Regions from separate parts of the Homo sapiens genome. Here region 1 is linked to region 2. Evidence: read pairs that join two places in POLR2A ChIA-PET (ENCODE). Cell type or tissue: A673. All regions are shown on one strand. Links, peaks and the distances in the headings refer to the core of each region. The heading gives the core; the rest is flanking DNA. Region 1 overlaps DYNC1I1 (dynein cytoplasmic 1 intermediate chain 1). Region 2 holds the start of DLX6-AS1 (DLX6 antisense RNA 1).

What was found. ChIA-PET counts read pairs that join two places held together with the same protein. Peaks named below come from ENCODE experiments on the same cell type or tissue, not always from the same donor. Only the 100,000 strongest peaks of a DNase experiment are listed, where the experiment ranks them.
Region 1: POLR2A ChIA-PET joins it to region 2 with 15 read pairs; 4 of 35 experiments call an interaction of 5 or more read pairs at or near these places.

What each region holds. Positions count from the first base shown.
Region 1 is chr7:96,082,966-96,095,088 of GRCh38, reverse strand. The region is part of intron 16 of DYNC1I1 (dynein cytoplasmic 1 intermediate chain 1); the gene reads right to left. Among named protein-coding and RNA genes, the nearest start is that of MIR591, 130 kb to the left of the region's middle. In A673, for the core only: no CTCF peak of the experiment used is centred there; no DNase peak of the experiment used is centred there.
Region 2 is chr7:97,008,401-97,020,523 of GRCh38, reverse strand. DLX6 (distal-less homeobox 6) reads right to left here. Exons shown (of 3, transcript NM_005222.4): 3 at 9,484-10,728. The coding sequence ends at 10,477. It overlaps DLX6-AS1 (DLX6 antisense RNA 1), which reads left to right and starts at 6,459. Exons shown (of 3, transcript NR_015448.1): 1 at 6,459-6,599. DLX5 (distal-less homeobox 5) reads left to right here. Exons shown (of 3, transcript NM_005221.6): 3 at 1-128. In A673, for the core only: no CTCF peak of the experiment used is centred there; DNase peaks (open chromatin) are centred at 8,093 and 8,803; H3K4me3 peaks cover 1,211 bases; H3K27ac peaks cover 2,931 bases; H3K27me3 peaks cover 3,097 bases.

The DNA.
Region 1 (12,123 bases), core at 3,486-8,485, 920 kb after region 2:
GAGGTGGGAGTAATAGTGCTGTAATACTAACACATGCCCTTAGAAATATAGATTCACCCTCATAAAAGTGTCACAGTAATCTAACACATCTTGTCCTCTTTTTGATCTGCTGAAGTTTCATTTAGACTGGCAAAATGTTTGAAGTTTGTTTTTTAGGGATATTTGTTTTGCCAAGTCTTTTCCTTTTCATGGTATCTTAATTTTCACAGAAATATTTATTTTCTTGCTTCACAAAAATTCTAGAGTAGAACATGATGAAAACACAATTCCTCCTAGAAACTTGAAATCAATTTATCTACCTCATCCTACTATCCTTTTCATCTTGTTGACTGTAAAAATAACCCAAGGTGATTGTAATGTTAGATTTAGAAGGTGAACTGCAGACTGCCCCATTTTTAGAATTAAATATCACCATCAGGAAGTACTTTAAGTATCATCTTAGCTTGAAAGTGTGAATGTGTATTCACAGGCTGTTTCTACACCCAAAGTAATAATTTTTGGCATTAGAATTACTTGTAGGTAAGACCAAACAGGTGTCCTAACAAACAAGAGGGCCAGGGCCACTCTTTTCACTTTGCTGTTTCCATGACTGTAAATGGCATCTGTTTGGACAGAACTGCCCTTCTTACCCTTGGCAGTTCCTGGCTCTTCTCACGTGGTAGTCTCTGATTAGAAATGGCTAGAAAGTAGGCTCAAGAACATAAATGCATTTATGATTTTCTCTAGGAGATTTTTTAATCCAACACTATCTTAATCATTAAATAGGAAAAATCTTTGTTCATGTTTCTTACAGAACAGACTGCTCTCATGTCCTACCTTGCATATAAATGTATTCAATACTCATTCAATCAGCATTGATTGAGTGCCATTTATATGTCAGGCACTGTGTTTGAATTAAAGATACAGTAGTGAATCATTTTGGAATATGAAGACTATGAAATACAGACAAAAATTAATTATGTTTTTTGTAGGTCAAACTGTGTGAATACTGGCATTAAAAAAACTTCACTGACATTAAAAAGTGAATAGCCTAAAATTTACCTTCCTTCAGTGACAACTGTAACATTTCCTGATATCTGTTGTGTGTCAAGCAAGTAACAGGGAGGCAAATGGCATGTTAATAACATTGCTTCAGCATCTCTTCAAGTTTCTATTAAGGCATAAAGGCTAAATCTAGAGTATCACTATGGATTTTTTCTCTGAGAATAATAGCTTAGAATAATTTCCAAACAATTTATGTTTGTGATAGGAAAAAAGATCATAAGTTATTTTGACCAATTAAAAATGTATAGTTCAATTAAGGGAACACCATTAAAAAAAAAAACTTCAAAAATTTCCCAGCATTGTTCTAAGTCAATGTGGATCTGGAAACATTTTCTGCCTCCAGATTCATCTCTGATGAAGTCTGCATCATAGGTTAGGGATGACTCAGATATTCCAACTGCTTCATCGACTGAGTTCACCAACAGCCAGTCCATCTCCTGATTCAATGACTGTTTTCTAATTTTTTGCTAAACATATAAAGCATTTTCATGCCAAAAGTACTTGAGGCTCAGATTCCTGAGATAATAAAATCTTAACTCTAAAAGAGATCACCTTTTATAGATATGATACAATCCCATTTTTACAGCCAATGAAACTAAGGGCAAAGGTAGTTACTGAGGTAGCAATTTGGACATAAGAAAGAGGTAAAATGAACCTCAGATTTGGACAGGAGACTCAAGTCCTGTTCTTATCTTGGTTGCTGGCAACGGTCAGGCACTTACCCTCTCACTGCCTCAATTGTAAAATAAGGATGATGATATCTGACCCATTCATCAACAGAGATGTGGAGAGCATGAGAAAGGTAATCAAAGTAAAGAAAGTACTATGAGTTCATCATGGATTGTCATGCATTCTTTTTCTTTAAATTGTCAGTCAAATTGAACAGCTCCCCAAAATGATACGTTTTGTGGCATGCATACCAATTTTACAGTATTTTTCTGTTTTTTAAAAAAATTTCCTTGGGAATTAATTCTGATTGTTATGTGAGGATGTTAAGAAGCAGGGCGTAGACCTTTCTTTAACAGGTAGGAGAGGACAGTATAGGGAGCTAAATGATTTGCTAAAGACCACATAACCTTCACCTGTTAGTGTGGGGCAATCAAGACTCACCCCTTTGAGAAATGCCAGCATTCCATGACAGAAGGGCAGGCAGGTAATGTGTTTTGAATCACCTGCTCAAAGATTGTAAAGATTGTTTTAAATCTTCTAAGATTCTTGGAAGACAAAAAGTCTACAAGCAAAAGCAAAAGTGCAAAAGTTGTGGAAAAATTCATGAAAATGTATCATTTTAGCCTCCCAGAGCCCCACCACCCAGGCTACCCCACTACTTCTCGGACCATGTCAGGGATCAGTCCCCTCCTCTCTGCCTGAGTGGACTGGAGGCTGCCTCTGAACCCGGTCCCACCTCACCCCTGAAAAACTTATCAGTCTAACCCTTGCTCGCCTTGCCTGGGTGTCCTGTATACCTAAAGGGAGGCACAGACTGTGGAGTAATAACATTTGAGAATGGAGCCAGGGTTGACTTTTTTTCTGCTTCACCAGCCAGATCCTGGTTTCTTTCCCAGATTTGCCATTAACTTGCTGTGTGTCTTTAGGGAATGCATGGTTTTAACACTTCTGATCTTTACTTCCTCATTTGTGTGAAACAAATTGTAAGATCCATCTTCTAGGACTGTATATTAAATAAAACAAAAAAATGTAATAAGCTTAACACAGTGCTTGTACACTATAAACCCTGAATACATGATGTTGTTTTTCCTTCTTAATGTTTATTCCTTTCTTCCAATTTTTTTATTTTCTTTCTTCCTTGCATATTCTCTTTCTTCTTTTCACCTATTTAGAGCTGTACTTTTTTTTTTAGAAGTATACCTTATATTTTATCACATTTTATGTCTGAAATACCCACACAAATAATTTCCTAAGTAGTCAGGCTTTTAATAATAGCTAACTTTCATGAACGGGGGACAGGGAAAGAGTTCTTTCAAATCACAAGAAAAATTCTTTCAGAGTTGCTACTTTCCATTGTTGGTTTAAAAATCAAGTTTAAAATATAAGTATTTATTGTAACTATACACATCCACACACATATGTAGACATGCACATACATATTTTTTATTTTTCACATGTGACTAATACATCCTAATCCAGCTCTTTCCTTGTGGCACTTTCCACAGTGGGATTCTTCATTTTTACCTAAAGTTGTAAGGATTTGTAACTGCTGTACATGCTGTTAAAAAAATCAAATGACTTTTTATAACCAGGGTTAAACATGCAAATATCATTCATGTGTTCCTTTTTATAATCACATGGCTAATAACTATTTTGAATAGTTCTCAGTCAAACCTTCCTCATTTTTTAGTAATTGCAGCTATAATAATTTTAAATAGCTGCATTATCTGCAGTAACTTTCACCATCCCAGTGCAATATTTTTCATAGTAAAAATATCTGTCTCAGGTATTGCTTACTTTAGTTTTCTTTTTTTAAAATCTTGCATAATTAAGACGTTAGAAAAGCGCTCTGATTTCAGTTGGTTTCTCAGATACATGAAGTATGGCCAAGACATTAAGTGAGTAGGACTCTAGGTTTCAAGATAAATATTCCATGGATGTGTGGCTCATCAGCCTCTTTGTAATTTTTCAATTAGATGAAGTAATTTTAAAAAGTGTGTGAGACTATCATGTTAACCATTGATTTCCAAGAGATACACGACAATTCATCTCTGTATTAATCTAAAAATTAAAGTTTTCTGTTAAAAAGATATCTTACAGATTTCCTTTCACTTTAATACACATTATTTTTTAATGCATTTACAGAAAATGTGGAAATGTACATCGGTTTCCACAGAACGACTGCTAACCCCCTCTAAGCTCTAAAAGCCTTTTAAAAAGGACAATTATTAATGGCACCCAAATTCAGGAGATTGTTGACTTACTGGTATACAAATACATGTCTGTGTTCAGAGGAAGCCTGTATTTTTTAGGACAATTCCCTTTACCACACACACAGATGGGAGCAAAGTGGGAGGTAATATGCAATGAAACAGCCACTGAACGACCAAGCATACCCGCTTCACATAAATACAGCCCCACTGTATTTAACTCCCGGGAGAGTCTAGCATCGCAGCTAACAATGGATGAAACCACGGACCAGAATTCCAAGTTAGAATGCAATATACAGAGGGTGTAAATATACTACAGTGTTCTACCACAAAAAGATATATGGTATGTAACTTATTTAGAGCAGTTTCAAAGAAGTCGACAAAGTAGGAGTTACATTAGTCTCTGTACAGCACAGTCTGCTATTACCAGTCAATAGGTACAAATTTCTGTAAAATTAAGCAACATTCTTACCTATGGTGGTCAGATGGTATTTGATTGTTTTTTAATTTCTTTTCATCTGGAAATCCCATCTAAGGGAACCCTCATCCACCCATGAAGCTTCAGACCTCTCTGCCAAAGGTCTCTTCCCTTGTATCTTTAAAGGAGTGGTTTATTTTTACTATTTTTACCACGTTTTTTTTTTACAGTAACACTTTTTAAAAAATCCATTACCACCTAATTAAGGAAAGAAATAAAAGTAGGACATAAAAGTCAAGTAAATAGTAACAAATATGGGTCTCTATCAATTTCAATAAGCCAGCGAATATAGAAGGAAATATATATCCTTCTCCTTAAACACTATCTTAAGAAAGTAACATGTAAAATATTTTTCATGTTAAAATTTAGCATTATAGGAAGCATGACAACATTCTGAAGGTTTTACCTGTGGAAGAAAAACAACAACAAAACAACAACAACAACAACAACAAATATCCGAAGAAAGAGTTAATTCACAAAGACCTAAAGATGAATAGTCTTCTTCACATTTGTATTAAAATCTTATCATCCTTCTTTCCTCAGAAATCTTTTCGCCTTATTTTTTTCCCTACTATTTGGAACAATCTATTTCTCTGCCCAAAAGATGGAGAAAATGCTAAAAACGCTGGTTGATGGGCAATAATGAAAAATAAACTTTCTAAACATGAATAACTTGTTTTCCATAACACAAAAGATCAAGAAAATGGTAGGAAAAAGCAAAAGCATGTGCTACACAAGCTCAACTGTCATATTAGCTACTAAACACATATCCCTTCTTTTCTTGATATTATTAACTATAGGTTTTCTAATAAATTCTTAGCAACCACTGCGTCTAAGCAGTTTTGACAAAAAGAAGGCTTATTGCTAAACACCTTAAAAACATTTACCAAGGTAATAAAAGAAATGTCATTCCCTCCTACTGAATGTTTGGGCACAAAAGAGGTATTTTTATAACGCAGTTCATGATTTACCATATCTATAGTGTCCAAAAAAAGCACAATGAAAAGGAAGCATTTTTCCAGTGGTTTGACAACTGTTTGAATCAACGGTTATGCTTTTATTACACTAGTGGCCAACTGCTCACTTTTAAAAGCACAGGAGGGGAGGGAAACTGGGAAAGAGATTGGGGGGAAGGGTAAGTACTCTTTTCTAAAGATATTTTCTAAATATCCTTTTCTGTGCAACTACAGTTAAGTAATTTTTTTCCTGTGCATCAATCTGTAGCCAACTTGGAGGCTACATCCTGAATGCTCTAAACAATTAAGCTTTCCCTTAATTTTTCCTCAAATTTTCACATGTGAATCATTCATTCACCCATCAAATATTTATTGTGTGCCTATTTTGTGCCAGGCACTTTGCTAGACTGGGTTATTGTGTTTTAATAGACAATTGTCAAATAACCACTTTTTGTACAATTCTGTGGATGTGGTCTTCCAAAGGTTAAAAAAGAAGCTGAGGAATGTGATAATCAAGGGAGGGCTGACAATCTGAATTTTTTTTTTTAAGTCACAAGGGTAACTTTTTTTTTTTTTAAATCATACTAGAAGGTGTTCACTTTCTTATTTATTTATTCACTTTGAAAATATTAGTTTATGTTCACTTTCTATCTAAGGGACCTTAATGCTGAGACCAATACAAATAAAAAATTTAATCTGAATTGAGAAACTATTGGTTGACTATTAGGAGAAAGAGCTTAGAAATGGGCCACTGATTTATCTACTAGGTTAAAAGTATGAAATTGCTTTTACAATGTTAGCAGTTTGGATATTTCTTAAATGATAAGTAACTCATGCTTTAAAATTTAAAAGATGTTCTGATAGCTGACATTCTCAAAAATTCATGTAAGCTTTCCTTGAAAGTGAAATATAATGATTCATTCACTTCCTCGCTTTTCAAGTCCGACCTACGTGGTGTATAAATATTTACACAGGAAACATGAATAAGCAGATATTTGATTATGTATTATATTTTAGATATGCCAACAGTAGCACACATACACATGTAAGAAACAACTCCATTCTGTACAGGCCCGGGTTAATCTCGATTCACAGATGATTGGAGAGACTTCACATTTAGCTTTTAAAGCTGTGATTTGAGGCTACTGCTCTAAGCAGCAATTTTTCAAGATAAAATTTAGCAATTTTGAAATTATAGAACTAAACACAATTTTGTCAGCCATAAAAAAATTAACACTATAATTAACAACTGCTTCATAATCCAAACTGCCATTGAAGATGACAGTTTGAAACCACAGAAGAATCATGAAGATGATTAGTTATACAAACTGGTTCTTCTTTCAGAAGGTTTATATTCATAGATCATTTATCACCAAAATGAGAATATATGAACTTCATTGAATTTTGAAATTACTATACACACATTAATTTGCTGTTTATAATATTAGATATTAGGGCTTTCTTTTCATTGAATCAACTACTCCATAATACATGAAGTCATAAGTATTTCTTTTCAATTCAGAAAAAACATTTGCTTGAGAAGATATTAATCCTATAAGTCCATTTTCATATACTAATGCTACCTGAATAAGCACACTATTTATATAATAATTAGTTTAATCATGGTCTTTTACATATATAATTATCAAAGTGAAAGCCACAGCTATTACACGTACTATAAGATGAATACTTACAACATTAATTGGAATTAATTGCGCCTTTTCTTTTTTAAATTAAGCACTTTTCCCAGAAGAAATAAAGTTAATACCAAAATTACAATCATAGATTTTACCCAAAATATTTAATTTCAAATACATATAATTTGTTATGACAAATGAATTAATATATTATTTCAAAGTGGCTTATTTTACATAATTATATTTATTAGCATCTCAAATCTGCCCATGCAAATATATCTTGGTGCCCCTTGACTTAATAGCACAGCATTGGGGCTGTAACACTAAAAATTCAAGTAAAAACTGAAAAATCCAGTTGAAAAGCTTGATGCTTTGTTCTTATGCCATCAACTGCTATCTAGATGTTATCGACAGAACCAGGTATTTGGATTTTCACATTTTATCTGGATGTTTGGTATCACTGGAAGAATTTACGCCTAAGTCTTTTCTTTTTCAAGGAGAGAAAATCAAAGGAAGTATTTGGTATCAGCTAAAGAAAATAATATTGTTTATCCACCTAAGAATAAGCCAGTACTTGCAAAGGCCTTCAAGAATCTAGGAAATTAATGGCCACACTCATTTAATGAGAAACACCAGTGATTCAGATGATCATACCTGGATCTTGCTAAGCTGAGACCAACTGTGCTCTTCTGGAGGCTGCAAAAACCGAGCCATGCAATCAGGTTTGCCTTGCTCAGGGGACAAAGGCCTTCATAAAGCACGGTTATTAAAACTGGCTGATTGCAAATGCAGTTCTTTTTATTAAGGGACTCTTGTTTGAATTAACCTCCCAAATCTAAGTTTAACTTTTCAATTTTGTGTTTCGTATGCCCACTTCCTCAAGGAGGAGAATTATTTATATTCAAGGCACAGGCTGCTTATGGAGAATTGATGTAGGCCCTGTATTACTGGAAAACATGAAGGAGTTCCACAAAGTACACTATTATTGCCTAAGTGTGATTCCCCTTAAAAATCATCATTGTATTGTATTTATTTTGTGTTACTCAAACCCTTTTTAGCTCCCAGTACTTCCAGTTTATCACATGCCACTACATCAAACTACTGTTGAAAGCATAAAAAAATGGCCCATTGAATCTCTTTTTTTTATTCTTATTCTTGCTGGCTATGAAACTATTTGAGGCACTTGTTAACAGTTCTTACATGTAACACCTTGACCATCATTCTAAAATATATTGTGTAGGCCATTCTTCCTGTTGGCGTTACAAATAAACTTTTCTCTCTTGATTTTTCGTTTTGGCTTTAAAATATATTCAAATGGACATTTAAAATCATGTTTTACTTTTTTGGCAGTGTTACATTTGATCTCTCATGTTAACCCACATCTTTCTTTTCCAAGAATTTTTCAAAGCCCATATATCCAATGTCAAATGTATTATACTTATTGAAATTTGTAATGAAATGAATACTATTCTTTTGGCCCCCAAATAGTCGTATCAAACAAGCTATTTGAAATGCTATCAAAGTTCAGAGTTCAAATTTAAAGATTTATGCATATTTTCTTAGGTAACTAGTGAATAGGATACCAAATCAATAAAGCTAGGATAAGATTTGTCCGTCTCTCAAACCATGGTTTTTAAGTTTCCATTTTATTCTTCAAATCCTACTTTGAGCTGAAAATGATTCTGTAATTTTATCATTTGACTACTGTAAAATATAATCAGGGATTTGAAACCTGTGTGAATTTATCACAACTGAAAACAAAATCTTCCCTGGAAGAGGTTAATGGAAAAAGAAATAATAGGAGGTGGAAGATAAACTGCTTCTTTCAAAACTGGAGCTGCAAACAGCATTCTAACTAATTCAGATAAGCAGCAAACATAGTTGTTAGGGGATATTTATGACAGCTGCATCTGTGTGACAGCACTGAAGCCTTAACAATGGCGGTGGGCTTTCTATAAAACACATCTGCAAGAAAGACAGGTAGATAGGCTGGCTATCAATCATCAGGACACGTGAATAATTCTATACATACTGGCCTATGTGCTGTTGAAGTCAGCTCTATATGCATAGAAAAGCTTGCTCTTCAGTAATGGAGACATGGCAATGAGTCGTTTTTATTTTTAATTCTTTAAAATGTGTGTTCATACATCATTTGAAAAAAAATCCAACAATAGCTCTGTTTTCAGGTATATTAATAGTTAATTTTTGACTTATTATCCTACCCATGTTTCATTTAATTGAATGGAATCCTTCCTACAATCCAAAACAAACAAATTGCAAGCCATAGTTTGGAGATTTCTCAAAACTTATTCAGAAGCTAGGCTCATTTTTAATTTTGAATCTCAGAAAATTTAAATGGTGCATGCAACCACTGTCTATGTAAGTAACTTTTGAAGGCACAAATAGAGTAAAAATTATAGCCAAATAATAAAAAGGGGTCTTCTCTGTCTTTTGTCAGATTCAGATTCGCATAACTTCCATTTATGCTAATGGGAGTTCAGCACCTGCTCTGCAAAGAAAATAGACCCCTATCTGTGAAAATAAATGTGTACAGTGTATTTTCCAGATATAATGCTGAAATCAAACAACCAAAAATGTGTGCTATATAAACACAGCATCATGTGACCTACCTGAAAACATTGCTGTTTTATATTTTACCTCTTGAGTCATAGGCTGTGGGATATTACTCATGTCTTTGTCATTTAAATGTAACAAAAAGAAAAAAAAAAGGGAGATGGACAAACTCAGTCTGGTGATTTCAGTGAGCTCATACACAATCCTGTGTTTACCCCTTCAGAAGTTCATAATAAATTGCACCACTAAATCTGGATTCAAGCCACTGTGCTCTCTGCTATCATCTTAAAAGTCATAGAGGATAATTGTACATAATAAGAGAAAGGCATGGTCATGGGGGTACTGAGCTGGGGCTCCCTGCAGCAGCTGCAGCCTCAGCTGGGACAGGAGATGAGGCAGATGACTGTCAGTGACTGGTAACACCAGAGTCCCTTTCTGCAATGCCCTAATCAGGGAGTGCCAGGGCTCACAGGAAGGCAAGACTACCTGGGCTTGAATGGAGATGTTTCCATCAGTGCTCACAGCAGTCTCTCTTCAGGGAGTTCTCAACAATGGTGTGGACAGAGAAAGCCTGTCCCGCTCCACTCCAACTGGGGTAGGCATCTCAGAGATCTTTCCCCAAATTATATTATTAATATATTTTCAGGCAAAATTATGATGTGATCAAAAGAGGGTTGTGGGAGGTGAATTGGGATCTCCAGTACGGCTTTAGCTCTATATGTACCTTGACGTTTATAATGTAGAGTCGTGGCCCTTCTCATTAAACATTTTTAAGTAGTTTTAAGAAACAGGTAATGAGGCAGGGTGCAGTGGCTCAAATCTGTAATCTCAGTACTTTGGGAGGCCGAGGCGAGTGGATCACCTGAGGTCAGGAGTTCGAGACCAGCCTGGCCAACATGGCGAAATCCTGTCTCTACTAAAAATACAAAAATTTGCTGGGTGTTGTGGCATGCGCCTGTAATCCCAGATACTTAGGAGGCTAAGGCAGGAGAATTGCTTGAACCCGGGAGGCAGAAGTGTGCCATTGCACTCCAGCCTGGGCAAGAGCAAAACTCCGTCTCAAAAAAAAAAAAAAAAAGAAAAGAAAAAAAAAGAGAAACAGGTAATGAGAAGATTGTAGTGTGTCCATCCATTTAACTACATTTCTACAGATTTCTCTTTCTTCCTAATGATCTAGGTTAAGGCCTATTTTTTTTTTTTTCTGATTTGCCTCATGAGTGGCATTAAGAGTAACACTCTAGTTGACAGGACCGGCTAATTTGCAGGGTTCAGTGAAAAATGAAAATGTGGCGTTCCTTCCTGACAAATTTTTAACAATTTTAAGACAATGACCCAAGCTCAGGGCTCCCCTAAGCACGGTGCCCTATGCAATTGCACAGGTCCTATACTCTTCAAGACAGCCTCACTTGTGGAACAAGGTCTTGGCAAAAGCTAGCCTACAGGCCCCTCTTTTCTCCCCAGCCTAAAAAAAAATCTCCTCAAATCAACACTGGGAGAATGAATATGAGATGTCTTCCCACAGACATGTATTCAACGTACTGAGGAAAATGGACCAACATTGTGTGCTCTAAAAAACCTACCATCTACTTTTTAATACAGATTGTATTACAAAGCTTATCTAAGAGCATTTTGTCTTCTTTCTAGAGGGTTCTACAAAGCAAGGTTTTCTATCTAAAGGCCAGCATGACTGTGGTTATGAGTTTCGTTTTAATAGGGACCAGGGAACCAATTTTGAATATTGGTAGTGGTGGCAGAGCCTACTGGCAATTTAGTCTTCAATACCTTATTTGTTTCTTCTTGAATAGCTCTTTGCTCGACGACCCTTCCTGCAGTCAGTCATGCACCAGCCTTAGATCAGACCTCTAATTCCAAATGTGCCACCCTGCCATGAAGCATTCCATCTGGCCTTCCGCAGTTTAGGTGATTTGGAAGGCTGAGAAGGTACTTGTCTAGAGGGTGCACTTCTCTTTAAGCACAGTTATGTTCTGTCAGTTCTGGGCTGGTGAACGATCCTATAGTAATCACAGTAATGGCAGCATTTGCCCTTAAGGGATCTACCTCTTTCAGAAGTGGGCTGCAGCTAAGCCTCAGATGTAGGGAAGTCATTTTTCCTTTTAGTACATTGTACCTCTACAGACGAGGTCTTCAGCGATTTAGAATAAAGCTTTGTGGTGACAAAGAGAAACACAAAAGTTCCCCTTCTACCCAAATAAATATAATTTATAAAAATACTTATAAAACCACAGTTAAGGCAATTATTTTGTTAAGTCTGAGTTTTTCTGAGCTATAGATTGCTTTGTATATGATCAAACAATACCTAAAGAACTCTTCAAGTGTATAAGCTTATCCTGATTTTCGGTCATTCAGAGAAGGGCTAGAGATTGTAATATTACCTACTCTCAATAAAATAGTATATCCTTTCTTTTTCTTGGTAGTGAATTTGTAGGGATAAACAGCCCTACAAATTGTTTGGCCTATTATATGTCACAGAGATTTTTCTATAGCCTGTCTAGACTCCAGACAATAGGCGAGACTGGCCTATAGTTGCAGACATT
Region 2 (12,123 bases), core at 6,002-11,001:
GCCTTGAAATCTATGACCTCAACTTTTCAAAAGACTTTTTTCAATGTTATTTTAGCCATGTAAATAAGTGTAGATAGAGGAATTAAACTGTATATTCTGGATAAATAAAATTATTTCGACCATGAAAAGCGGAATGTTTCTGAAAAATACTTCATTCTGCCCCTCTGATAACTGGCTAGTGAAGTTTTATTGAAGGCAACTAAAGAAGGACAAGCTCTGCAGAGATCCAACAAGGCAAAAAAGAAAACAGAAGTCGGGGCTCTATGCATGCAGACTGTATATGTATATATGTTCAATGCTATACTTTGTGTGTGTGTGTGCATATATATATATAATATATATGGCATGTTTATAGTACTGCCATATCTCATAATTGTTTCAGGTAGAAAGTAATGCTGAAATAAAAATACATCCCTCTCACCCTGTATGTGAGTTAGAAGGCAACAGAAATCCCTCAATAACCCCTCTGAATTCTAAGCTCAAAGCAATTATCTTGGAGAAGCGCCCCCACCCATCAGCCTCTGTGTAGTGCCAGAGCAATTAGACAAATTACCCTTCAAAGGGAGTTTCCAGAGATGAGAAAATGAAAAAGAAATCTAGCCTCACACCTATTACATTTTTTAAAAATCTAAAATGTTTGGAGCATGGCAAATGATAGAACCTTGGACTCTTTGGAGTATGATTATAAATGTATCGGCTCTTTTCGAGAGATGAAAACATTGCAGATATTGTGAAGAGGGAACTTCAGGGTTGGGGAAAGGAAGGAATGAAAGCATTGTGGCGCCGTGTTGATTTCATTTTGTGTGAGATAATACTCTTAATATTTCCCTTCCCGCCTTCCTTTTTTCAGGAAGGAGCTTCCTCTGTTTTGCTTTTACATAAAACAGTGGCAAACAGGTTCTAAATGATGCAAAATAGAATCTGTTTACTAGGATTTCTCCTTTGGGAAGCCTTCTTTGGGACAGAGAGGAAGGACTTGCTGCAGCTGTGCCCTGTGTCCCTTCCTTCTTCTTGCACTCCTGCATGTAGATACCAACAGCATGACCAGAGCTATGCACTGCACCTAAAGACCCAGGCCTGAATTGTAGGTGTCTTTCTGTCTGGCCGTCCTTCAGTGGGCCAGACTCTCTTTCCTTAGGATACGAAGGAAAATGTTGGGTTGGAAATTACAAGATGCATGTGAAATATTTTACAGCTAGGAAGTCAGCAGCAATAAATGTGACAAAAGAGCCTTCTTAAAGTGGGGGTAGATTAGAGCATAAAAAATTATATCCTGTCACTGAGGATTTCTCAGAAGGCTCTTCCAGGGTTGGGAGACTAGACCTGAAAAGGCACGCTATGTGCCTTGAGGGGAATTTACCTTACCTACATGTTTCTCTCTCTGTCTCGTCTCTCTCTCCTCTCTCTCTCTCTTTCTCTCTCATTTTCTCTGTCTCTCTGCCTGCCTCCTCCTCCTCTTCTCTCCCTACCTCCCTTCCACCTCCTTTATTTTTTTCGTTCTCTTCTCCTTTACTTTTTTTCTAGAAGAGTTACCAGGCCCGCCAGTGTGGAACAGCTTGCTTCTTGGAGGAATCAGTATTTTGACCGCTCTTTAGACATATCCCGCAGCCTGGCTCCGAGGCAGAACTACGCCCGGCAGCCTGGCCTGTGCACCCCTCCTCCGGCACCCCCAGCGGCCGCGACTCAATATTTCCGTCTCCCCAGTCCGCTCCAGCCGTACTTTCTCGGAAGGAGCACTGGGTGCGGGGAAGAGGGGGCAATAGGAAGGTTTGCGGGGGGCGGGGGGGGGGGCGGGAAGCCAAAGGGTGCCCCATTTTGTTTTCTGCGCTCACAGAGAATAGGGGGATTGGGGAAGAGATGAAGATATCCACTTCCTGCTTTTCTTTCTTTGCTTGTAAGGATTTCGGGAGTTTCCATTACACCGAGAGCTAGCGCTTTATTTCTGGCGACTCCGACTGGGAGAAACCCGCGCCCGCGGTGTGCCAGCGCCTGGCTTTCCCCTGCGCGGACGCCTCTCCCTGCCAAGGGGTGCGTGTTTGGGAAGGTTGGGGGTGAGGGCGCACCCACTGCACACCTCCAATATTTCTCACCTACTGGCTGCCTGTGAGTGGCAAGAATGTGCTTGGAACATACTGTTTTCCTTTGTGCACACAAAGAGGGCAGATATTTTTCCAGCTGTCCCTATCAACTCCCCAGCCCCATTACTGGTGGAAAAGAAGGGGGATCCCTTCCTCATCCCTATTCACCGGGCGCGGCCGAGCTGAGGGAAGGGAGGGTTCGGATTCTTCTAGAGAAAGAGGGAAGCTCTTTCTAAATGACCACTCCTCCACCCTAGCTTTGAGGCTGCTTGTCGTTAAGATCACTAAAGCCTCATTGCGAGGTGGCCCAGACCAACGCCGCGCGGACACAGACTTGGTTTCAGGATTCCTTCCCTTGTGCCAACCTCACTTCTTCCACTCGCAAAGGCCTTTTCTCTCGTGCGGTTTTTATTTTTTAGCTTGGTCTGGGAGCCGTGGACAAAAATATTCTGGTAAACCAGTCTGCAGCGGGCTTTCCCTGGCCCCATGGGGATTCTCTCAGGGGAATTTAACTCCCTGCCGTCCCGAGCCCAAGGATGTAAAAATAACAGATCTTCAGCAAAGTCTAAAAATATCTATGTGATGTTTCTCTCCCTTGCCCTCCCTTCCACCTTCTCTTCCTCTCCATTGTTTTTCCTACGTCGAATATAAACGTGCTCCACTCCCCAGCATATTCCCGGACCAGCCGGCCCCACTCTTGACATCGCACTGGGTGACCCCTCTGCCTGCCCCTTCCGGTTTCCACTTGCCTAGCTCTCAGTATAGTGCTCCCAAGACGAATCAAGTCCTTTCTAAGATTAATGTTCTTTTCAGTGGGCGTCTTCATACTCCCCACCCCTTACTTACAACACCTCACCCCCACCTTCAGAGCTCCTCACAAACCCCAGGAAGGCTGGGGCATGCGGTCAGGGCCAGCGCGATTCTTCGGTGCCCAGACCACCTCCTGGGCCATCCTGTAAGAGATCAGATAAATTGGCCTTTGTTTGAGGCTCGGGTTGAGCTAGGCGGATTTCTGCCCCTTTTCCCCCCTTTTTCCTGGCGGCCACCTCCTTGTGGGACAAGGGGCGGCCTGGGGATCCGAGAGAAGCCGCATTCCTGTGGGTGCCAGGCGGCTCCAGTGCTGAGCCACAGGGCCTGAGACACACACACAGAGGAACCCGCAGACCTCGCTGCCCTTGATCTCGCTCGCTCGCTCTCCCTCCCGTCTGGGCACCCACCCGGGAGCCTGTCCACTCACACTCGGATCCACCCAGGGCACGGCCTCAGGCCCGAGAGCGTTGATCCGCACAAAGACACAAACGCACACAACCCCCTCCGGTGACACAGGCCAGGCCAGGATCTCCCCGCCCATGTCAATCTCCTCTCTCCCGCCCCTTATCCCACAATCCCAGACGCGTCGGCTGGCCTCCTCTGGTTCCTTTGATCCCACCGGACGCCCCACGGCTCGCGGCGTCCTGGCCGCGCCGTCCTGGGAGTCACCCACAGCGCGCCAAAGCCAGGCTGCGCTCACCTCCTCCCAGCGCACCCTATAGCTCACTCCAGCCTTGACACCGCTCAGTCTCCTGAGCTCTCCAGCCGGAAGAGCCTGGGATGCCTGCTGGAACACTGCCCCCACATCCTCCTTCTTAGCGCTTCCTTGTATTCTGGGAGAGGGACCTTTAGGCTACCCAACCGCCCCTCCTCTCCGCCCCATCCCTGCAACCCCTTGGATCGCGCGCCTCCCAATGGTCACTGGGATCTTGCCAACCTAGAGCTCTCTAGCCCTCCCGGAGGCACACCCAGAGGGCAGACGCCCTCGGGCACCTCTGGGAAGCTCGCCACGCCGGCGGATCCGCCTGCGGTCACCCAGCTCCTCCACCCTTAAGCACCCCCTCCCACAGTAGCCGGTGGAGGCTCCCGCCGCTCCAGAGCTTGGGGAGGGGGCGCTGCGGCTTGCTCTCGGCCTCGGCTCGCGCTCCCAGGTTGCCCGCGGTCTTTGCACACAGTGCTTGGTTTTTTTCAACCTCAGCCCAGTCGCAGCGAACTCTGGGCCTTAAAAATAGCCCAAATAGCGGTGGCACATGTGGGATTGGTTAAATATTTTCTACGCAGCCCTGTCTCTTCCCCCCCGCGCCAACCCCCAGCGTTTTCTGTTGCATCTGACAGGCTTTAGATTCCTCAGGGCAGAAAGTATACATTGTATCTATTGCGTGTGTGTGTGTGTGTGTGTGTGTGTGTGTGTTTGGGGTGGGGAGCCTTTCCTTTCAATCATCCAAGGCTGCCGGCTGTAATGTAATAACCTGTTTTATAGGTCGGGCTCTAACCGTGAAGATAGGAACTGAGGGAATTTACATGAACCTCTCTTTAAAGCAGATGAGAGTCCTGCTTTGCATCAATTAAATGTTCCTGCTCTTTTGTTCACTTGGACTTCTTATTTACTTCTGATTTATGGGATCCGAAGGAGTCTCTTTGCCAAAAGCACATGTATTATTGAGTCTGTTCCACATCCTAAACCAAGATTTATATAAAACCGTGAAATACCACACATTACGACCTTTCACCACAGGAAGGGAAAAAAATGGCTTTATAACATCATTCTACACACATACCCTCCCTCTCTCCTAGCTTCGGTAAGGATTCTCTGTGGGATCTTCACCATGCAGTCTAGTGTTTTTTTTTTTTTTAAGAAGTGGGTGAGGGTGAAGGGTGGTAAACAGTTCCCAAGCTATGATTTATTTTAAAGGCTTTTTTTTTCTCTCGCTAACCAAGAAGACAGAAACCTGCCAATGGAAGCTTATTGTTATCCAGGACTATTTCTGCCACTTGCCATTTGCAAGGTCAGGGAAGAGGGGCGGAGGAAGAGCAGGATATGGACTCAACTTTCATCTATAAACAGGGGTCACTAAACAGGGGACATTTCATTATTGCCCTTAAATTCACAAGAGCTAGGAAACCTGCTTGCCATCCTGCAGGGTGGCCCTGGTTGGGCAGCTCCCGGGTCTGTGAAGTGGTGGGAGGAGGGAGAGTCGACACACATTGGCCCAGAGGCTAGAAAAGATGCCTAGGAAATTCTCTGTATTCATGGTGGGAAAATTGAGCTCCTGGGGATAAATGGGCTTTAGGTATCTTTGACTAGGAGGTCCCCACCAGGAACCAGAACTAGACTCCAGAACCCTCCACCAGGGCAGGGTTCATCCTCCTGGAAGAAACAGCTTGAACCCCTAGAGCTCTTTGACTCTGGGACCAGCATAGTCCCCCAGCCTGTCTCCAGCCTCTCTTGCTCTAACTCTCCCTCTCTTGCTCTAACTCCCTCCTTCTTTGGTCCTCCTATATTTTAATAAGATTGACCTTGCTCATTTTAGCACATTGGTGACAGGTAGCAAAAGCAGCAGCTGGACTGGTTTATATGGGGGGGGGGGAATGTTAATTAATAAAAGTTAATGATAGGATTAAAACCAATAGCCAGCCAAGCCAACTGGAGAAGACAGCTTCCCAGCCGGCTATATTTAATTAGCAGCAATTAATACGTTTTCTGCTAATATCCTTTAGGATTCTATGACTTAGTTCCTGCTGAAAGAGAATGAAGACAGAGGGCAGAAACACAAGTGCCCAAGGGCATTTTGCTTGGATAACAAGAGAGACAGCAAATTCATTTAAGAAAATGTTCATAAACAAGTGACAGGCACACTCTCAGGCGATTTTGTGGAAACAATGGTGAAACTGACAAATGTTCTTTGCTTTGGGGGAGGGACACATTTTTAAAACAGGAAAATGTTTCTGGAGAGAGAAGGGGGAAAAAAAGACAGGGGGTTGGAAAAAAGAAAGAAAAAGAAAAATTATTTTAGACTCCAGACAAGCAGCAGATGCAGCAGCCCTTGCAAACACATCAGCCCTGCACTATTGAAGATTTGGACATGAAATGCTTCAGACCACTGATTTGCTATTTTCTTAATTCTCGCTCTTCTTTTTCCATATGAATCAAACAGTCTTTTGTCCTTCAGGGTTTGATTTGATCGCTACTGTTCACATTTCACTTTTGTATTTTCCTCTTCCTATACCATTACTCATTGAGTGCCCTGTGAAATTACAATCGTACATTTTCAGCTCAGCAACCCATTTGCAGTGCAAAAATAGGGTCTAAATAATGGCTGAATTAGCCCTACTGGACAGTTTCAGATGTAACACTCTGTAATAATTATATTGCAGGCTGGATTAGGATGCTATTATCATAATCTGGACGTTTACAATTATCTGTAATTTGCAAAGATGCGCCAGGTCTTGATTACAGCAGTTTTTTTTTTTTTTTTTTTTTTTTTTGTACCACGCTAACCATCACTAAACAGTGACAGTAATAACAGCTAATTTTGCTGGCAATATAAGAGGTGCTGGGGTGTGCAAACAATTTCACACCTGGATGTGCTCACTCAACCAAGAATATAGAGAAAGAGCTTCTGCCCTGAGACTCAGAAAAATATTCTCCTGTGCTTTGGTTCAGTATAGATTTCTAAACCCTGATCATTGCTTAAGAGATATTCACTGAGGGTAAGTTTTTATTTCTTGCATACTTCAAGGAACAGTTCTTATTTCTCTTCTCACACTTTCCAAGATACATGTTGCCGTTGTAATTTATCATGGGCTACAACTTTGCTTTATAGATTTCTCTATGCTGACCTTTTATCCCCTCTAACAGTAAAAAGGGTTGTTGTTCTGTTGAGTGAAAGGATTCGAGTGAGAATGGGATCCTTAAGTATTCGATTTGTCTTTCTTGTTTTCTATGTTGTTGATGTATTTGGTGCAGCTTGTGACTGGAGCCTGCGAAAAGTACCATGTTTCTATAAGGTGTGGAGAGACTCTGCTGGAGATTCCAAGCTAAAATCTATTTGAAAATTATTATTCACAGCTAATCCTAGGTAAATCCAGAGAGGTCTTTACACGTGGCCATGATTTTAGATTTTGAGGCGACAAGATATCAAACGGAGCTCGCGACGGGGCTCCTTTAGAACCACAGGTATGCGGACATTTGCAAAGGCAGGTGTAGTCTGATGAATCTCTGGACGGTGAAGCCCCTTCGACATCTTTCCTCCACTTGGGGGAAGGTTTCCGGAATAACTGGCCTCTGAACCCCTTCAAGGCTGCTTTTCAGGGTCTTTGCCTCAAGCTGGTGTGTTGGGGCGGGGGGGAGGGGGAGGCTATGCGGATCTTGGAGTTACTGCCCTCCGAGAACAAACGCTGCGACCTTGGGGTTGGAGGGGCATGATTGGCTGAGACGCAGAACCAAGCTAGGGAGCTAGAAAACCCAGATTTAGGGACGCACCAAGGAAGTCTCCAGCAAGAAGCGGTGCTGTTCTATCTATAGATGACTCTGTTTCCTGACCGTGTAGACATTGTAAGCAACTAGAGATGTTAAGTGCCTGAGAAATCTTTGGTTTTCCATTCCAGTGCAAAAAGGCCTTTCTCCGGCGGCAGAAACCTTTTGACTAAGTTGTGTCAAAAGATAATGAGATGTTTATTGGTGCCAAAGAGAAATCGTTCTCTTCATCCCCTCCCTCCTCTACCCCACCCCCAGCTATTGTTCTCTCTCTCCCCCACTTTATCTCTTTTTAAATAGGAAATACGGTCAGAACTAGGCTCCACAGCTCGAACTCTGCAACCTCTGGAGAAGTCCGAACGTGGGGAGGCGTCGTAGGCACCACCACTGGGCGATGCCTTTCGCCCACGCCCCTCCTACCAATCCCTCCCTCGGGAATCCGCTTACCATAGGGTCAATACATTCTAAAGAGTAAAAATATTAACCCTTAAGGTTCAGAGGATCCAGAGAAAGCCCAGTTCCAAGGGCAGTCTGGGGTGGGGGGGACTACTTGGCAGAATTTCTTGTTTAATTAAACTCCTGTTAAGAGATAAAGAGATAGATACAAATGCATCATGACAACACCTCGAATATGTCAACATGCATTTGCCGGGTTTCAGAATGTTATGCACTCACAGTGGTTTGGCATGCATCTGGTGAATTTTTTTTAACGAAAAATTAGTGTTGGTTTCGATGTATGGTAGCATTCTCCCTAACGTAATTTGAATAATTCAGCAAAGCCCCACTACCAGCTGTACTTCTGCAGCCTCTTCCATTCTTTTCAGCATTATAATTTTGGTTAATTTTCAATTTTAGGTCCTACGTCTCTGCAATTTGTGTATGAATAACAGAATAATTTCCCTCTTTTGTTTCGCCTTTCCTGTTCCTGAATCTAAATAAAGATGGCTTTTTAGTATTAAAAGTGGAAGAAAATTACAGGTAATTATCTTTGACGGTAAAAACGCTGTAATCAGCGGGCTACATGAAAAATTACTCTAATTATGGCTGCATTTAAGAGAATGGAAAAAAACCTTCTTGTGGATAAAAACCTTAAATTGTCCCCAATGTCTGCTTCAAATTGGATGGCACTGCAGCTGGAGGCTTTGTTCAGAATTGATCCTGGGGAGCTACGAACCCAAAGTTTCACAGTAGGAAGGGGGAAAAAAGAAAAGAAAACATTTTTCCTAATGTAACAATGCGAATGCTAGAAAATGACAAGACTGATCGGTTTTAAACCATTCTGAAGACTGACTGAGCGTGGAAGTTGCTCAACAAAAAAAGGAACGGGTATATTGGTAAGTAGTCTTTGCTTTGTGTCTAATTATAGTGACTGTCCTTTTGCACGACTGTATGTCGCTGTCATTATATGGAGCACTCTGAGTATCTCTATTGACTTCTGATAAATGGCTCAGTGGTTTCAAGGTTCATAATTTGAAGGATGCCCAGGTCTGTAGCCATTAATTCTCGCAGTATGGGGCTTCCTGCTTGTATGACGAAAGGACTTTTCATTTTCATTATTTCTGTGCTTTCCCCAAGATCGGAAGGATGTATTTCATCCAGCATAGTGCATTTTCCTACCTAGCTAGCTGGCAATGGGTTTTAAACATTAAGTAGGCATAATTGTGCACTCTACTCTCTATTTTTTTCTTTCCTATATTTTAAAAAACTGCATCCAAACAAAGACAAATATGGCTGTATTATTTTGGCTGGGAAAAGGGAAAGGAGAATACTCAGTTTCAGCACTAGAAACTACTGTGATGTCTAGAAGTTAACTTGAGGATAGGTCATTCTAATGTTTAAAACATAGGTAAATGTGTAGAAATTACAATAAAAACGTAATATGTAAAGAAAGTTGAAAGAACATCCATGGTTAATGTTAAACTACCTAAGACAAAGGCTAGTGTGCAAACTGACATCTTTGCAGGCACTTGATGTTCATATATATACATATGACTTCCCATATTAGGAAATAGGAATTTTTTTAAGGGTGATAGAAAATTTAATGGGGGGAAGGGAAGTGAGGGAGGAGGGAGGAAAGAGAGGGACAGAGACACACAGAGAGAGAAATATACAAGACACTCAGCGTTTTGTGGCTTTTACTCCATATATGAAAGAAGACAAAAACATACAAAGTATATGTACAACTAAAATTCAACAATATATACAGAAATGTTTCTTGATATAAACGTCCCTATTAGCTTTGTGAATGCCACCAATTCACCTAGTAAAGGTGTCAAAGCAATAGAATGGTGATTTTGATTGTTTCCTCCGTCTTTCCTGATTCCAGTTCAGGGTTTGGGGGGGTGGGGTGGGGAAAGAGTGGTTTTTGTTTTGTTTTTTTTTAATCAACCATCATTCCTGGTCATTGCATTTTGATAAAACATGCAGCATTCCCTTTGTAGCAATGTTCTAATCTTACAGCCACTTTTTCCTTTTTCTTTAGAGAAGGGCTGTTATGTGAGGAATTTTCTTTTTCTCGTCAGTCTGGGAATGGTAAATAAAAATGCAGGAGTCCAAAATGCTTCTCTTTCACCATGTAATGTCTTAAACTCATTAAACAAGTAAAAACGCTGCCAAGTTTGTGCAGATTCTTCTGGTTGGGGGAAAATCTGTTTTTAAAAAAAGTCATTTTGATGGATACTCCCAAAGAGAAGAGACTCAGAGCCTGGATCCCAAGGGGTAAGAGAAAATATCCTTACAGTAAGGGGTTTCAGGAGTGCTGGCATAGAAACCAGTTTCTCTCTCACACATGCTCTTTCTCTCTCTCTGAGATGCAAGATCAATTACTGACGTTGCTCAAGAGAGAAGGTAAATGAGAAAAAAGGTGAAAGGCAAAAAGAAAAGAAAGGTAGAAAGGAAAAGGAAAGAAAGAAGGAATGGAGGAAAGGAAGAAGTAAAAAGAAAGGAGAGGGAGAGAGAGAGAGAGGGAGAGAGAATGAGCCTAGTCGGCTTCTTGCCACACTTATGAGCTCTCCTAAGCCTGCTCCTTTGGCTCCTTTTCGCAGATACAAGCAGGTCCCGGATCCTCTTTTCCTTGTTCAGACGTTTCCCTAGGGTGTTCCCTTGGGCAACTCACATCATCTGTGGTCTCTGCATCGTGTCCTGGTGTGGAGAGGAGTACCAGTGAGAATAGCCAGGCATGTAGCTGTTGGGGGGCATACTGACACCCTTGGCCGAGGCAGAAACGTCCCAGACTGGAGGCAGCGCTGGCGAGCGTGGCGACAGGGCCGCCGAGCCCTGGAGGGGGTCGCTCTCATGAGGATTACTGCCCTGCTTCAGCAGTTTCTTAAACTTAGAGCGTTTGTTCTGAAACCATATCTTCACCTGCAAGAAATGCAGCAATCATTAGGCCCATAAACATCAAACCAGTGCCTCTAACGTCACTCAGGGATTTAGAAGCAATATTAAAAAAGCAAAAAAACAAAAAACAAAAAACAACCACCGCCAACGCCTACAAGCCAAGTCCCCGCCTCCTTCCACCTCTTTCTAGCCTCTTACAGTCCCACTTCCTACAACATACTAGGTATCTTGCCTGGATACCTAAAGTTATTGTAATTCTAGAATTGCGTGCTAGCGTAGGTTTAAAACAACAGTATAAATAAGAAAAAGCTGAATGAGATGACCAGGTCCAAAGCCTAAAGGATTTTTAAAAGCAGCCCTTTCAAATCAAAGCCATTCAATTGAATGCACCTCCTCTGAAAGTCTTGTCATTTTACATAAAATTTAGTAATGTAAATTTAGTCTATGTAAAATAACTATTTTACACAGTCATTTTCTCCGTGTACATGCATAGAGATACCCAAAAGCTGTTATCTCTATAAAGGTACAAGGAGCAAATGACTGAAGGAATTAAAGCCTGTACATTTATAACTAAATGCCTTGAATATATCTATGCATATATTGCATATGCCATAGATTATACATGAAGCATCTTTCTCCAGACATAAATATATCCCCATAACCTTGCAGGGATTAAGGACTGCAGCTCCTTCATTCCCTATTTTGTATGTTGCCTAGTCAAACTGTGGTCAAGGATCATCACATGATTGTTAGTATAGTAATTAAAAGTCAAAGGGCTTCTGAAAATTAAACGTGAATCGGGAATCTGGGATGGGAGCATATCTAGGCCAACATTTCAGATCTACTTTATTTGAAGAAGGAAATTTTATGGTGCAGCTTCCTTTACCTTTAAAATTCCCTAGCCATAAGAATCTACTTTTTCAAGACGCATACAAGTCACTGAATAGCCGGAATCCCTTCATATCAAACCCCAAATATTATGAATAGCAATATGGAAAGAGAAAACAGGCTAAATTGAAAAAGAGCTTAAGGAACAACTGTCTTAAGTCAACACACAATCAGTCTGCAGCAACAGTCTCATAAAACCTGAGGTCCCCTTGCTGAAGATTACCTACATCAGATGAGGCCTACTTACTCCATGTAGGTAAATTAATCAACAAAAACTGCAGGTGATTGCAGCCTGGCTTTTTGACCAGGGTCCTAATATACTCACCTAAGCTCCTTCTTGTGAAATCTGAAATGCCTTCTATGGCTTTCAAATTAGTAGGATGGGAGAACTTCAGTAACTGTACTTAACTGTGGCTTCACCTGTTACAATTTTGGTAACATTTCTCTTTGATCTCCAACTCTGCCACTGCACCCAAGTCCTGTGCTCCAGGGAGGCAGCTCAGACCACATCAGTCTGTCACCCAGATGACT